2 separate regions of the Mus musculus genome follow, and region 2 is linked to region 1. The links are chromatin contacts, found by Hi-C in ENCODE. All regions are on one chromosome and are shown on one strand. The core of a region is the stretch at or near the end of the contact, and the rest is flanking DNA. Distances in the headings are between cores, read along the strand shown. Region 1 holds the start of Hdac4 (histone deacetylase 4). Region 2 has its middle 80 kb from the start of Gm35992.

Evidence for each region. Hi-C counts contacts between places; a loop is a spot of excess contacts on that map.
Region 2: a loop to region 1 is called in a map of left cerebral cortex, with 5 times the contacts of the local background. The contact joins the enhancer-like site here to the promoter of Hdac4 in region 1. A Hi-C loop is called at or near these places in 1 of 37 maps with a recorded cell type or tissue (left cerebral cortex).

What each region holds. Positions count from the first base shown.
Region 1 is chr1:92,177,145-92,182,502 of GRCm38, forward strand. It overlaps Hdac4 (histone deacetylase 4), which reads right to left and starts at 3,197. Exons shown (of 27, transcript NM_207225.2): 1 at 3,114-3,197.
Region 2 is chr1:92,296,708-92,302,065 of GRCm38, forward strand. No RefSeq gene overlaps it. Among named protein-coding and RNA genes, the nearest start is that of Gm35992, 80 kb to the right of the region's middle. Within about 2 kb of position 3,265, at least 1 of the 3 ENCODE cell types and tissues checked has a DNase peak (open chromatin) inside an H3K27ac peak, as active enhancers do; it is left cerebral cortex, where a contact is called at or near this core.

The DNA of each region.
Region 1 (5,358 bases), core at 1,947-4,446:
GCTCAAAGAATGGCCCATGGCTCTTACTGGGTGCTCATTTAAACATCTGCTACTGACTTGTGTAATCTCCTGATCCAGGGAAGGAAGACACTCTCATCTACTCAGGACCTTACAGTGTTCTAACCGGGTCCAGTTACATGGAGGGTCTCAGTGGGGTCCATTTGTGTGGACCCCAGTCTGGCCTTTCAGGAAGTACGGAGGCATGTCTGAGAGGCAAGGGCAGCAGCAAAGCCAAGAGCAGCTGCAGATGCCAGACCACATTCCACCCTAAACAAAGCCCATCCTGCTCACTCACATGAGCCCAAGAGCAAACAACTGACCTCCTGACAGCTCAGAGCACTCTGCAGAAATGGACTAGGGTCTGTTCAAATGCAGCAGCACTTCTGATTCTGCCCCCCTCCGTCACCTGCACCTCAAAGGTCAGTGTCACACTTAAGGCCCAGAGTTGGCTGAGCAGCAGGACACTGGATGGTCACTGGAGACCAAGACAAAGCCACTCCAAAAATCTCTTTGGGGCCCCTACCCCAAGACTGGGTTACAACCAATGGGACATGAGCTCAACTCTGGATTCACCCTCTGAAGCCTGCATAGTCACCCCAGGGCCCAGAGACATCAAAAGCCCTGGTCCTGGGACTGAGCCCCCCCACGCCACCCCAATCTTCCCGTGCAGCAGGTGTCTCTCATTTCTGCATCTCCCTGGCTCCCTACATCAGGTATTAATGTATTACTTATGGCAGCTTCAGAGTTCTGAAAAACCAGCCGTTTTCAATAGAAAATGGCATGGACAAGGCTTGACAGGAGTGATGAAATTTTCTTCTGCTCTGGCAATTAGGACGGCACAAAGTCGCCTTTCCTTTGGTGCCACCCCCAACATCAAAGGATTGGAATTCAAAGCCGTTCATGCTGCATTGAAACCTCACAATGAGGCTGGAAAATGGAAGTCGATTACTGGGCAAAAATATGCAGTAGTTAAAAGGAAAGAGTTCTAACGAAATTAAGCTGCAGCAGCCCCACGACGTGTGGAAACTTCCAGCACCAGAGCTCTTCTGGTAAACATCAAGAGGGACATCCTCCTAACACAGGTTTGAAAGCAAAGTCAAGCTAGGAGCCAGGAGCCCCAGGAAGATAGAGTGCTATGTTCTCTTGCCCACCTCACCAGCAGCAGCCCCTAGCTTCTGAGAAGGTGCCATCTGGGGGCTTTATATGTTGCACAGCTCTCTGATGTTGCTAACCACAGACATTCTTGCTAGGGCTGCTTAGGTCACATCTGTCCTTGGTCTCTAGGCTATCCAGGCCCCGTCTGCAGTTCACAGTCATTCTTCTCCCCCACAGGGCTCCCAGATACCCTGTAAGCAGCCTGCAGACCCCTAAAGGGGGCAGTGTTACCTCTGCCTTCTAGCAAACCCAGCCTCTTCTGGGTGATTACTGCTCTTCAGGAAGGCATTTGATCTTTAAAAGAAAAGCCAGAACACAGAAAACCATAGAAGTCTTACAGTGTGTCGGGTGTGTGTTTTTAAAGCATGAAAATACTTCCCTCCCACACAAACGGGGAGTTCTTCTGGGGAAAGATGCCACAGATCCCGAGGAGTGGCAGATCTGGGAAAGCGGATGGGTCTTAAAAATAGACAATTGAACCTAGACTAGAGCTGCAAAGCTACCTGGGGGAAAAAAATGAGAATTTTTAACTAAATCTCACATATTTTTTGATATCCAAAACTCCATCCTGATGAAACTTCTAACTGGGTGGCATTTTGCATTTCCAATTATAATGGAGTAATTGTGTTGCCATAGTGACTGCAAAATTCTGCAATAACTTTTGCTGCCTTGTAACTGCTATAGTGTATATTTGTGTACAAGCAGCTGAGTTTTCTTAATTCAACCTCCTTGCCTCTCCACAAGCACTACACCTACCTACACCACCACCACCACCATCACCTTCTTTCTGGGTGGATTTTGAAACCACTACACTAGCTTTCATCAAGCCGGTCCTGAAATAATGCACGGAATTATCAGAAGCAATTAAAACTCCTGGCAACCTCGATCATATCACGGAGGAAAAACCGAAACCAGGTCAAGGTGCAAGCCGCCAGCATCCCCCTAGCCCCAAAGTGCGACAGGGCCATGGCTGTTTACACGTTAATACTCGCAGGCCTTAAATGCTTAGGTGGTTTGTGGGAACAGACAGAAAAGCCTGAGCAGAGAAAAGCAGGGAGGCAAAGTGACTACACAGGCCTTTCCTTCCTCCCCGGGCAGGCAGAGTGGCTCTCGGAAAGCAATTAGGTAGGTCTCTACAGTAATGCAATTAGGATTTAGTTAAGAAAGTCATTAGTTCTAAAATAACTTAAGTTTAATTTCTGCGACGCTTTATTTGAAAATCGTGTCACAGCAGGTCAATTTACAGCATGCAATAACCAAAACACTGCTATCAGCGGCTGCAAGTTATTAACAAATTCTCGGTGTGCATTAAAGGAGAACACGGGTTCCACACCCGGCCTTTCCGACCGACTCCCGCTGTGTGAGCTACAAGCTGTGCCTTCGGAACCCTCGCTCAGGGTGGACACCGGTCGTCTCCGGGGCTAGCGCAGCTCCTCGCCAGCCCAGCGACGGTCCGGGCCCGGCCGCGGCCCCCGCCCCGCCGCCCGCCGCCGCCGAGGGGCGTTTTCTGCAAACTCACAGGCTGACAAAGTTACATAAACGCCCCGGCCCCCGCCCCCGCGCGCCCACCTGCCCGCCCGCCGGCGCAGGCCGCTCTCCCGCCCGCCAGCCCGCGGCGCAGGGCCCCGAGGCCTCGGCGGGGCCGGGCGTCCACCTGCCGCCAGCAACCGGGCGGCGCGGACAATGACGGCCGGTGGCTTACCGCGGCGGCGGCGGGCCGCGTCTAGCCCTGCTCCGGCGCTCCGAGCCGCATCTCCTCAGCCTGCGCCGCCGCCGGCGGGCGGGCGGGCTCGGGCGGCGACGGCGACAGCAGCCGCGTTGAGCGGGCCGGGCGTGAGGCGGCGCGGCGGCGGCGGCGCGAGCAGGCGCGCGGGCTCGGGCTCGGGCGGCGGCGGGGATGGTGCTCCGCGGCAGCGGCCCCACAACCTCCCCTCCTCATTCACAAAAAATTGACCCACGTTGAACCATGATGCTGCTCCCCCTCGAGCGCAGAGCCGCGCGGGGATAGGCCGCGCCCTACGCCCGTCAGGCGCCCCAGCCCCGCCCCTCCCGTCGGCGGCCCACCAGCCATTGGCTACAACGGCTTTGCGTCACCTCCCCCCGTGGGCGCCGCCCCCTGCCTGGTTTCTAATGAAGAAAGCGTCAATTACGGCTCGGCCCCGCCTCCAAGAATTCAGCCGCCCTTCCATTGGTCCGAGAGTCCTAAGTCCGCCCCACAATAGCCCAACAGCCAGCCCCGCTTCGCGGGCGCTGCGAAGGGGCTCCGCCTTCGTCCGCCCTTCTCAAAAGTTCCAAACCCCATTGGCTCCCAGCATTGTCAATTCTAATGAGCGGGGCGTACCGAAGACTCTCCAGGCGCCCGCTCTGAGAGCTTTTGCTGTTTTAGAAAGAGCAGGGAGCTGGTGCGCGAACTGATTGAAGCCGTGGACAGACCTCCTTGGCAGCCCGCGGCGCTGCCCGGGTCAATACAGTGTGCCTGAGCGCCTGTCTCATGCTCTAAGGGGGCGCGGAAGAGCACAGACTAAGGCGAGGGCCCGGCCGGGCCTGGCGGCAACCTCCATCTTAGGCAAGGCACAGATCACGTGGGCTGCGTGCGGGGGACGCCGAGCCCAGAGGGAGTGCGCAGGCGCGGCGGGCCCCGCCCTGCCCCGGGGCAGGCGCGCCGCTTGGGGGTGCGGCTGTGACTGTGGGGCCTTGCGTGGCCGTGGGAACTGGGGGTTCTGGGACCGCTGCTGTTGCGGAGGTGTATTCTTGGTTCGCCGCCACGGCGTCCCGGTTTGTTGGGACCACCCCTTCTCTGAGGTTCTTCTAGACCTGGGCCAAGCGCCTATAATTGGCGTTCACGAATGTGGATGGGCGTGAAAGGCCATCCTTCTGGCTCCCTTGGGTCCATTTCCTTTCATCAGGAGAGTAGTGCAATTTCTCATCCTGTGTCCATGATATTTCCAGAATCCCACATCCAAAACGAAGACAAGAGCATCTGGTCCACCCTACATGGCCTGACCTAGGATGCTGACCTATTTACTAGGCCTTGCCTGATAGGAGTTGAGTAGAGATTTAATAGCATTTTTGTTCCATGACTGGGGGAAAATTGAAGGTAAAACAATTCGCAAGAAGCAATAGATTCTTTTCATTATCTCAAGGTAATACTGAGTTAGAAAGCTTCATTCACTGGGAGAAATTCATACTCTAGGATAGCTCAGCTGTGAAGCCAAGGGATGAATTGTGGAATAGAAAAGAGCAGAAGAAAATGACCGCACTTAGGAGTGCTAGTGCAGCTGCTTATAGAAAAGTACACTACCAAATTTACATACAAAATAATGCAGGATCTGCAGCCTGCTAACATTTAGATGAAACATGAAGTTCAGAAGTACTTGAAAGGATAAAGACATGCAATAATCACAGATTTGGTGAGTACTGAGTAAAGACAACCCTAAACAAAAGTGCCATGAGAAAGTGCTGGAATATAATCTTAGATGCAGTTACTCTGAAATGATATGGTTCGGTTCCAGGGTCGGGGGAGTATTGCTCTGTGCTGATTAGACCTCACAGAATTGTGATTGGTACATAGAAAAAGCTCTAGCAGCAAACAAAGAGTAGGGGAAGGGCACCCCAGTACCACCAGGGTTTCTATAGGGCTTTACAGAGTCCCATTCTCAGACAGAGGCTTGGTGTTAGAAACCAGGAGATCAGAAATAAAAACAGACCTCTAATACAAAAACACCCAAGAATTAGTAGAAGCCCACCAATTAAAAATTAAACACAAAACCTTAGGAAGAACAACAATATCAACCAGCCAGACCCCACCCCCCAGAGCTTCCAGGAAGTAAGCCACCAACCAAGGAGTACACATGGCTCCAGCTTCATTTGTAGCAGAGGACGGCCTTGTCATGCATCAATGGTCCTATGAAGGCTGGATAGATGCCCCAGTGTAGGAGAATCGAGGGTGGGGAGGTGGGAGTGGATGGGTAGGTGGAGGAACACCCTCATAGAAAAAGGGGGAGGGGGGGTAGGATAGAAAGTTTCTGGGAGGGGGAAAACCAGGAAAGGGGATAATGTTTGAAATATAAAGAAAATATCCAATAAAAAAAGGGGGGGTGGATTTAAACACAAAAACTACTTTCCGACTAAAGATAGAGCACACCTGACTGGCACAAACAAGACTTCGTTTCCTCCCCAATATGGAGAGAGGTCAGGCTCAGC
Region 2 (5,358 bases), core at 2,015-4,514, 120 kb after region 1:
TGGCCCAGAAACAGTCTTAAGTATCCCAGCATCGGTACCAAGGAAACACAGGAGGGCAGTCATGTGAGGGCTATGAAGTCATCAACATCTCTGATGGAACCACTTGAATGTGGCAGCAAAGCAGATCCCCCAGGGCAGCAGCTGGGCATGCTGCTCACAGGGACTGTGACAGTCATACCCTTGTGTGTATGAGTGTGCATGAACTTGTCTGCAGAGGGTATGTGCGACTGAGTGTGAACATATCTGAAGTGTGCCCATGGGAGGGGGCGGGGTTAGTGTGAGAGTGTGTGGGATGGGGGGCTGAGTGCGGGGAGCTATGGGGATGTATAGGGGCTGGAGGCGTGTTTGGCTTAGATACAGCCTTCCTGTGGAACTGAAGGCGAGGCTGAGGCAGGGCCACAATACCTCAGTCACATACCCCAAACTCCCCAAACTAGGTCCTCTTGCTTTGTGCCACTATGCACCTGGGCTTTTCAGAACTCACAGTGGCAGGAGGTAAAAGTGACAAATCCAGGCTGTGGAAAGAGGGGGGAATCCTCAGCACCCAGGGGTTCCAGGAAGAAGATGACTTGGAGAATGAAGTTATTTATCCAGGAATCTGTCTTCCCAAAACTGTCTTGGAGATAAATGTGACATTCAATGAAGCTTGCAGGACAAGTCATCTATTGTTGCACTAATTCAAGTTGGATAAATCAAATTCTTAATTTTATCAATGAGATAATTAAATACCCTCACACAGGTAAGCTATCATTTATAAAGTAAATGCATTTGTCTGTCTCTTGTGGAGTTCATGTGTCCAACAGAACAAATCAAAGCCCCAAGGAAATCAAAGTTCCTTAACAAAAGGCTATGACTTCAGGACTTCCTAAACTATGACTTCCTTGAAAAGAGTCTACCTCACGGAGGCAATGGCTGACTCCCCTTGGGACAGAAATGTTCAGTGGGTGGTCTCCTCCCTCACCTGAAGGGAGCTTCTGGTCCCAGGATGTAGTTTTGTCCTCTTAGTGGCTCAATGCCTCCATGACACCAGACATCAGAACTACATGTGGAATCTTTTCGGCATTGCCCCAGCAACCAGAGCCTTCCTGCCCCAATGGAGCAAAGGGTTAGGATTTGTTTTGCTCCTGTCCTTTTGGATGACAATAGCCAATAGCAGTCTGGATGTCCTTCTGTGACATCTTGGTGCCAGTGTGGCCGGACTGGACCTCTGTTCTGCCACGTTTTTGTAGAATACAAGAATCCCCAGGTCTCTGAAAGCTCCAGCTTTCTTCCCCCAACCCATCCGCCCATCCTGCCAATAAGGGGATGAATCTTAAGGCCCTTGTCAACGTTCCTGGAGTCATCAAACATACTTGAGAATTAACACTGTCCTGGTTTTTGTCTCAGCCCAGTGGGAGATAAACGGGAATGGCCAGCTTGGTGTCCATGGATGTGGAGAGGGTGGAAAGATAGAAAGGTACTTGAGGAAGAATCCACGTAGAAAGGAGTCTGTCGAGGGACTTACGTTCATTTTATTGACTGATCATGCATAACCACCCGGTGATAAGTGTCAGCCTATGGTCTTAATGTTCCTCCTAGGTCAGAGCCATCAGAGGTTGGCCTCAGATGGTTGCAGCAGCACCCAAGCAAGATGGCAGATGTGATGGGTGTCTGGAGTGTGTTCTGTAGAGCTGTAGACTAGGCATGGGAGGTTACCAATGCTCTTGGGAGATGGGCTAGACATTGGTGCAGATTTCTGTTGTTTAAACTCCAAGAGGGGTTGACTTGGCCCAGGGCAGATTGGAGAGGAAGAGCAAAAGCCAAAGGCAGAGTCAGGGCCAACTGAGGGAGGAACTTGTCCAAGAAGTCAAGTAGAATTAGTCTAATTGGGTATAGGTGAGGGAGGAGCCAGGAACATGTCTACCACAGGTTCAACCACAGGATGTCTCAGGCAGAGTGGGACTGGGCGCGCATATATTCCCAGTATCAGGAAGGGGTGACATTCTAAAGCAGCTGACCACTAGCAGATCCCAGATCACTGGAGCTATGATGATCAATGATGACTGCCACCTTGATAGGAGCAAGAATCACACAGGAGTCAAGCCTGTGGGGGTGTCTGTGAGAGACTTTTCCAGGTTGGGTTAATTAAGATAGGAGATCATCTAGCATAAATGTGGGTGGCACCATCCCACAGACTGGGGTCTTGCACTGAATTAAACAGAGACAGCCAGCTGTTGGCATCCCTTGCTCTTGGCTTCCTAACTGGTTACAATGTGACCAGCTGTCTTTCTGATCCTTGTTGCGCTGTATCTCCTCATACTGTGAGCCTTGCTCTTGGCTTCCTAACTGGTTACAATGTGACCAGCTGTCTTTCTGATCCTGGTTGCGCTGTATCTCCTCATACTGTGAGCCAAAGCCAACAGCCACTTCTTCCTAAAGTTGCTTTGGTCAGGTATTTTGTTACATCCAGAAAAGCAACATGGAAGGAAGGGCTCTCTTTCCAGGACTGCATTTTCTCGCCTTCTCTGCTCCACCAGCTGTGCGCCCTGGTGTGTCTGCACCCCCAGCGCCTGCCAGTGTCTTTAGCTCATTTCCTCTGCTTGGGTTTTTTCTCTTTAATCTGCATACTCTTTTCTCGTTTCTTTTTATAAAAGGAAGCCTGACATTCATTTAGCTCTTTCATAACGTTTCAGGGAACTGAGACGAACTCTGTGTCTTATAATTAGGACTCTGGGCAATTTTAGGAAGAAATAACCACATCTTCCCAAACTCTTTATAAAACTTCCTGGGAAAATGTGACCGTGCTGTTTGGAAGGCAGAGCAGCCTCCTTCCCAACTCCATGCAGGCCCCATTTGGGGGCCTTGGTGGCACCTTGCATGCCATCTCTCTGTGATCTCTGCTGAAACAGGAACATCCAGCCTCCAGTCTGGAACAGCCCCCAGACAGTGCTGAAGGCTGGCTAAGACAGTGGCAAAGAGCTGGGGGAGCATTAGGGACATTTGTCCCTTTCCTTCGCCCTGGGTGACCCTACATCTGAAGCTCTCTGGAATGTAGTTTATCAGGCCTTAGAGCTGAGAAATACACCCTGATGGTCTCTGGCAAGTCTGCACCCCAATCCTCCTTGCTGGAGGAGACCTCACCCTTTAGGGGTGTGCTAAGCAAATCTTCAAGTTGGCATGGGTGTGTGTGTGTGTGTGTGTGTGTGTGTGTGTGTGTGTGTGTGCATACCTCACTACTCTCAGGCTCAAGCCTCCATACAGCTTGGATGTTTGCTTCTGCGGAAGTACCTGTCCCACTTTGGGTGCATCTCACTAGAATTCCCTATGGAAGTATACACAGGGTACATGAGCCTCTCATTACAGTGATTATATAATCCCTGTGTTGTGGACTATGTTAGGCTAGGTAGCCAGGGAGCCATAGGGAGCTGGCCTGGAGCAATAGTGAAGCCAAGAAGTGTCCAAACCCCAGAATTCTCATCCTAATGTTGGCAAGAATAGGACTGCTTCCTTCCCCCTGCCCAGTATCTCCACCTTCGCCTGTCAGAAGTCACTGTAGCCGGTAACCAGGTTAAATTTCTTCTCCCTTTATAGGGTCATGTCCAGCAGCACCTGAGATCCCTCTTTATGCAAATAAGGCATCCTCAGCATCCTGGCATAGGCCAACAATGTACACTTACCCCTCCATGGTTTAAATAGCCTTTATTCCCCCTCCCTTTATTCCCCCCACCCATTGAAATGAGCTGTCTCTCTGAAGCCTGTCTCCCTGACAGACTGTTTTTACAGGGCTCACTTGTCACCTGAGGTGTCCATCCCCCAGTCACTTTCTGCAGTTCACCCTCTCAGGATCCACCGCTTTAAGGGCATAACAGCTATATGGCTTACAGGCCTAGGCCTGGCTGTATCCTCTTCAGAGATCAAGTCTTTGAGAACCTTGGCATTGGCCCCTTACTGGCTCCCTCTTTGGAGGTGCCTGAAGTTTGTTTTCTGGTTCTAGCCTATGTCTCCTCCCAAGAGCTTTGGGGACTCTGTGTGGTTGACAACACCTTGAATTTGATTTCCCAATCAGGCCTATGTGGACCACTGATGTCTGGGACTGACTGGGTCCTTGGCATGTCTTCACACTGTCTACTCCCGGGGAACTAGGGACTTCTGGGTTTACTGAGTCAGCTGTAAGTACCTGCAAGGCTGCCCAAAGCTGTTTAACCTTAGGAAGAGAGCCGAACTCTCAGCATTTCCCAATGGCATGGCAGGTACACAGGCAAGGACATCCTCTGGGTTTCACTGGGCAGCCCAGTCAGAGCTGAGTCTGTAGAAATCCTGATCGCCCCAGCTCCACTAGCACTGACCCTTCCTCCCCTGACTCCCCCACCCCACTCCTGTGAGGAATAGAGTGCCCAGCCCCAGGGCAAATCAGAAGGCCACCTTCTCACTTCTTTTGCCCTCTGAGGTAGGAAAAGGAGTTTGTGGATAAATATGGCCTGGCTTCTGACATGGCTCTGTAGGGTGGCTGGGGAGACTCCACACTCACTGGAACTCAGCTCACTCAGAAATGAAAGCCTGGGACTTCAGGTGTGTGTGCAAATGTGAGTGTGTGATAGAATGTGTCAGTGTGTGTGGGAGTGAGCAACAGTGTGAACACATGAAGGACACAAATGTGACAAAGCACAGCTGGTGTGTGTGTGTGTGAGTGTGTATGTGTGTGTACATGCACAGCCATGCATGTACAAGTATTGCTGCCTATCTGTATTAGTTGAGCACCTGAAGCCAAGGAAGGGTTTGTGCCTGTGGAGTTGGCCTTTCAGATGAAGATGTCTGCTGAGGTGCCCTCTTGTCCCTAAGATGTTCTCTCCTCTGCCCTCTGGCCCCCAGGAAGTTGTTCCCACTTCCCTGCACTTCCTGATCAGGAGGAGGAGGAAGAGGAGGAGGAGGAGGAGGAGGTGGAGGTGGAGGTCTGTGGTGCTCCCTCAGCATAAGCAGTCCCCCTTGGACTCCATGAATCACTCCTATGTCACCGAAAGCTAACTGCCTCCTATGCTGAGAGCTTCAGGCTGTCAGGAATCTGAGAAGGACAATGATGAGGCTGACGTTGTGGTTGGGCCCCAGGGCCCAGGTGTGCTCTTTACAGGCAATCATTGCCAGTTTCACCTCAGACTCTTTCACCTCAGACTCACAGGATTGCTGTGTACCTTTCAGGTCTGATTCTTGCTGCCCCCTCTGATCTTTCTGTGGCATTTGAAAGCATTCTCACTTCCAGATTTCTGGAACTCTAACAGCATCATCCACACAAGGCCACGGAGGATCTCTGAGCACTGAGACCTTCCTCCAGAGGGGTCATGTATGCTGCAGGTCCCATGGGCATGTAGGCCATGTAAAGTACAG